Linked DNA regions of Mus musculus: region 2 is linked to region 1. Evidence: chromatin loops called from intact Hi-C (ENCODE). Cell type or tissue: left cerebral cortex. All regions are shown on one strand. Links, peaks and the distances in the headings refer to the core of each region. The heading gives the core; the rest is flanking DNA. Region 1 has its middle 8.9 kb from the start of Gm33015. Region 2 overlaps Nell1 (NEL-like 1).

The links. Peaks named below come from ENCODE experiments on the same cell type or tissue, not always from the same donor. Only the 100,000 strongest peaks of a DNase experiment are listed, where the experiment ranks them.
Region 2: a loop joins it to region 1, with 3 times the contacts of the local background. A loop is called at or near these places in 7 of 42 quality-filtered maps.

Annotation. Positions count from the first base shown.
Region 1 is chr7:51,433,676-51,436,596 of GRCm38, forward strand. No RefSeq gene overlaps it. Among named protein-coding and RNA genes, the nearest start is that of Gm33015, 8.9 kb to the right of the region's middle. In left cerebral cortex, for the core only: a CTCF peak has its summit at 1,412 (motif pointing left); a DNase peak (open chromatin) is centred at 1,406.
Region 2 is chr7:50,729,669-50,732,589 of GRCm38, forward strand. The region is part of intron 15 of Nell1 (NEL-like 1); the gene reads left to right. Among named protein-coding and RNA genes, the nearest start is that of 4933405O20Rik, 130 kb to the left of the region's middle. In left cerebral cortex, for the core only: a CTCF peak has its summit at 1,454 (motif pointing right); a DNase peak (open chromatin) is centred at 1,493.

The sequences.
Region 1 (2,921 bases), core at 150-2,649:
ATGGAAATTCAGGATGATCCAATTTCTCAGTTGTTGTGAATACTGTGGCAATAAACATTGGTGTGCAGGTGTTATTATGGGGAGATGTAGAATCCTTGGGGTATATGCCCAGGAGTGGCAGGGCTAGGCTAGGCCATGCATGTACTATCTCTGGTTTTCATGTTTTGAGAAAACTCTACCTTTGGTTTACATTTTCACCACCAGTGAGCAAGGAGTCCTTCTGTACCTCTGTGTCAGCATCTGTTGTCACTTGTTTGCTTGATGATTGTCATTCTGACTGAGTTAAGATGGAATCTCAAAAGCTCAGGAATGGACAGATTTACTGGTGAATTCTACCATAATTTTTATGAAATTTTAATGCCAATGTGTCTTTTTTAGGGTTACTATTTCTGTGATGAAACATGACCAAAAACAACTTGGAGAGGGAAGGGTTAATTTTCACTTAAAGTTCCACGTAACAATTCATCATCAAAAGCAGTGAGGGCAGGAATATGAAGGCAGGAGCTGATGCAGAAGCTATGGAGGGGCACTGCTTACTGGCTTGCTGCTCATAGCTTCCTCAGCCTGCTTTCCTATAAAACTCAATCCCATCAGTCCAGGGATGGCACCATCAACAAAGGGCTTGCCCTCCCCTCAATCACTAATAAAGAAAGTTTTCTACAGACCTTCCTATAGCATGCTTCTATGAAGGCATTTTCTCAATTGAGGCTCTTTCCTTTCAGATGACTCTAGCTTGGGTCAAGTTGACATAAAACTATTCAGCATGCCATATTTCTCAAGCTGTTCCACAAAAATCAAAGGAAAAGAACACTACTACCAAAACCCTCTCACAAGATCAGTATTCCCTGGTACCCAAACCACATAAAGACACAACAAAAGTAGGAAACTACAAACCAAACTCCCTGATACACATAGATGCTGAGTTTCTGCCAAAAGAAGACTTGCCAACTGAACTTGATAATACATTAAGAAGGATGTACATCGCAATCATGCTGGTTTCATACCCAGGATGCAGATTTGGCTCAACATATGCAAATCGGTAAATATAATACACTATTTTAATGGAGCCTAGGACAGATCACGTCACACAATCCTTTTGAATTCAACACACTTTTCACAATAAAAGTCCTGAAGAAACTACGGATAAGAGAAAACCATATCTAAACTGCAGTAAATCTGGAAAAAAAGAAAAACTGAGAGCATTTCTTCTAAAATCTGTTTTTTTGGGGGGTTTTTTTGTTTGTTTGTTTTGGTTTTTTGGTGGTTTTTTTTTTTGTTTTTTGGTGGTTTTTTGTTTTGTTTTGGTTTTTGTTTTGGTTTTTTTGGTACACCCCTACCCAGTCCATTCTGATGACACCAACTATGGTTATAGACAAACTTGGGCCTAGGGTGCCATCTAGTGCTGAAAGAATGACAACACATGAAATACAGACCTGGAGTTTAAGACTCCAAGTACTTAAAAGTAGGGAAATTGATTAACATAACCAAAGACTGAAACAAACAAAAATTGTACACCCCAGTATTCTCTAGACAAAATTTTAAATATGAAACATCAACAGCTGAACATATCAAATGGAAGGAGGAATTGGTGAGCTTGAAGACATGCCGTTTGAAGACACATGAAGGAGAACAAAATGAAGAACACTTATCTGAAATTTGAAGCAGCATTCAAAGGACAAATTTTGAGTTCTAGAAGCACAATACATGAGAGAGAGAAAGACAGGCAAACAGAGACAGAGAGACAGAGAGACAGAGACAGACAGACAGAATAACAGTAAAACACCCTATATCTAATACAGGGGAGCCAAATGTGACTGTTATTTCTTAACTCAGCCAAGTCAATCCCAAGACATTTATTATCAAGCTCTCAAAGAAGAAAGGCAAAGAGGAACTTATTAAAGTAATAAAATTCCAAGTACCAGGTGAGGTGCTCTAACTCGCCTAACATCACCAGTGTCAACAGGGACCTTACTGTCTAGTCATGAACAAGTTGAGTTAGCCACAGTGCTGTATCAAAAGAGAAAAAGCTAGCAAAGGAGAAAATTTCAACATAGGATACTTTAAAGAAGAAAACTTCATCCAGACAACCTACTCTTTTTTTTTTCTTCTTTCTTTTTTTTTATTTTGTTTTTTATTAGGTATTTATTTCATTTACATTTCCAATGCTATCCCAAAAGTTTCCCACGTGCTCCCCCACCCACTCTCACTTCTTGGCCCTGGCATTCCCCTGTACTGAGGCAGATAATGGGGCTCTCTTTCCAGTGATGGCCAACTAGGCCATCTTTTGATACATATGCAGCTAGAGTCAAGAGCTCCGGGGTACTGGTTAGTTCATACTGTTGTTCCACCTATAGGGTTGCAGACCCCTTCAGCTCCTTGGGTATTTTCTCTAGCTCCTCCACTGGGGGCCCTGTGATCCATCCAATAGCTGACTGTGAGCATCCACTTCTGTGTTTGCTAGGCCCTGGCATAGTCTCACAAGAGTCAGCTATATCTGGGTACTTTCAGCAAAATCTTGCTAGTGTATGCAATGGTGTCAGCGTTTGGAGGCTGATTATGGGATGGATCCCGGATAGGGCAGTCTCTAGATGGTCCATCCTTTCGTCTCCAAACTTTGTCTCTATAACTCCTTCCATGGGTGTTTTGTTCTCAATTCTAAGAAGGGGCAAAGTGTCCACACTTTGGTCTTCATTCTTCTTGAGTTTCATGTGTTTAGCAAATTGTATCTTATATCTTGGGTCTTCTAAGTTTCTGGGCTAATATCCACTTATCAGTGAGTATATATTATGTGAGTTCTTTTGTGATTGGGTTACCTCACTCAGGATGATGCCCTCTAGGTCCATCAACCTACTCTTTTTTAAAATGATGGAAATGTATGGTAAGTTCCGGAAAAAAAAACATACCAGAGATAATTTATCACA
Region 2 (2,921 bases), core at 322-2,821, 700 kb before region 1:
TTATACATTGAAAAATTAAAATCAAATAAATGTTTAAGCAAATATTATTCTCTTATCTTTCTAGAATTCTTGTCCCAGGGAAGCTCTGTGTCTTTTAAAATACCCATCTTCAGGTTCTGTTCCTATTCTGTCCAGTACTTGTCTACATACCTCTTATGCAGCTTTAAGCTGCCTTTCCATGCATCCTTCTCAAACACTGGATGTTTGACATCTGTGTGCAAGTGGTAAACAATTGCTCTGATGTAGGGAAAATATTTTTTGAGGCTATGGTGAGATATCAACATTTATTACCTTCTGCAATCTGTCACAATTTGGATCAGTCCTTCCAGAGGCAAAACGCAAGGCATATTTCATCAGCTGTCAGCAGGTGGGGGCTCAGAGGGGACATGTAAACAGCATTTTGTTTATATTCCTTCTGTAGAGGCAATAATGGCATGATCAAAGTTTCTGTTGCTCATGACGGTAGTAAAGTCCTTGTACCCCTCCAGTTAAAGACACGCTGGGCTATCTGAAGCCTTATGACAGAAACCTACTCAGAATAGTAAATTAGGGAGGAAAAAAGTCATGAACATAAGCAAATAGGCTCTTTGTCCAGAGAGTCTGAATTTGTGTTTAACAAGCCTGAAACAGGTGGAAGATACATGGGTGTTCTATGCTACTGGGTCTGGGAAGGGGCCTCTGGAAATCAAGGTAATTAGAATAGTTGAATGGGACAGGAAAGAGGGAAAGTGTTCCCAGAAAGTATACTGATGTGAGTCACAACATGCCGGCATTTAGCCTACTCCTTTTCTTTTTCTGTAGATTCCTTTCATTTTATATGTATGACTGTTTTGCTTACATGTATATGTGTGCACCGGGTACATGCCTATTATCTTCTGAGGTCAGAAGAAGGCATCTGATTTCCTGGAGCTGAAATCATGGTTGGTTGTGAGCTACTGTGTGAATTCTTAGTATCAAACTGAGGTCCTCTGTAAGAGCATCTGCCACCTTTTTACATGCTGAAATATTTTTTAACACCCAGATATTTTCCAAACACAGTTTGTTTGGTTTTTTTTAAATTAACTTTTCTTTCTCCCCTTCCCTCTTTCCTCATGATAATGCAACCTATGAATAATCTATCCAGAAAGATTTGCACATTTGTGTCTATAACTTAAGCATATTTTTAAGAATAACAAATGTATTTTCCAATCAAACTGTGGACATCTGTCTATGATTTAATGATCTAATACAAGATAAAACTAGGTAAACCTGGGTACGATTTGGAGATAGACCCTAAATTTTACTGACCTACAATTTTGTAATGGCTTAGTTTATGCCTGCTAAACTCTTTCTTTTCCTCTCGAACTCTTGTTTTAGTTTCAAATCCCCTTACCCTTTGTAAATATATCATATTTTCTTTTGATACATTATACACTTTGCCCTCCGAAGTGCATTTGAATTGCCACGTGTGTGCAGGTGTGCTTGGAAGCCAGAAGAGGGTGCCAAACACTTGGAACTGAAGTTATGGGCAATGAGAGCCATGCAAAGCAAGAGCTAGAAGCTAAAATTTGGTCTACTAGAAGAATATACCTGACTACTGCACTGTCTCTTTAGTCCCCTGAACGAGCATTTTAAGATGTTAATAAATATATCTGAAATAAGATTTGATAACTAAATCTATTAATATATTATCACAGATAATTCTGAGAAATTATCTTTTTTTTTTCCCCAGTACCAGTCACCCCTGCCGTGGGTGGCTACTTTTCTTTCTTAGGGCAATGCCAGTATCTTCCTTTCCTCTGTTTGGCCTTGGGAAGGGGCATTAAACAATAGTGAGATGCTCCAAAGACATCAACAAGAAATGAAGGCATCTAGTGGATCAAGGTCACCCTCAAGTGCCTCTGGATCTCTTCAGTCCAGCATCCAAACAATGCCGTCTGCTGCTTCAGGGGAATTATGCTTTCTGGAACTGGAGTGAGATGGAGCTTGGAATGAAGACATTGACCTTGTCTGAGACTTCATCCCTGAAAGAACCAAATGAGAATCATGTCTCCCACCTTCCCTTATCCTTGCTCTCAGTAGTGCCATGCAAGGAAGGATGAGGCTATTAAAGAGAGATGGAGAGAAGTATATTTGGAGGTACATGGCCCGTGGCTGCCTGGAAGCCAGTTGCCCTAAAGAGAAATAAGCAATTTAGACAAGTTGGGTTAACATTCCTTTCCTCAGATTGAAAAGAATTAAGTTTTTCGATATGAGCTTGAGAACACTAGAGAACCTCATTGGTTTACTGCAGTGATCCATGACATTCTCTTCTTGCTGTCTCTGTGTGCATTTCACCAGATTGAGAATGCAGCAGTGACACAAGGCTATAGGTCTATTGCATTGCTTTGGTTTTTTTTTTCTATTCTCATTGTGTATGATGATACATGGTATATAGGAACACACCTTTGTAGCTGCATGCAAGCCTGGGTGCCTATGCATGTTGACACCTGATGTCGGTCCCAGGGATTGCCCCAGATCTCTCTTCCTTCACCTTATTCATGGAGAATAGGGTTCTCAGGCAAACCCTGAGTTCCCTATATGGCTAGCTCATATGACACAAGGTTCTATGAGAATCTTCTGTCTCACCTTTGCCTTTGTAGGGGTGAAAGTATAAGTGGGTCACCATGCCCATTCAACAGTTAAATGAATTTTTTTTGAGGTCTGAACTGTAGCACTTAGGCTTGCATGACCAGTGGTTAGACATGAAGACATCTCCCCAGCACTAGATATCTATTTATTATGCTTGTTTGCTTCATTGTTCTTTATTTTTATCCCTAATGTTTTCTAGGAAGGGCATGGAGAAAATGACAGCATGTTGTGTCTCCTGTTTAATGATAGCTGAATCTGAAGACAGGGCTTTTAATCATGTACATTACAAAAGATGGGTTTTGTTTCCATTC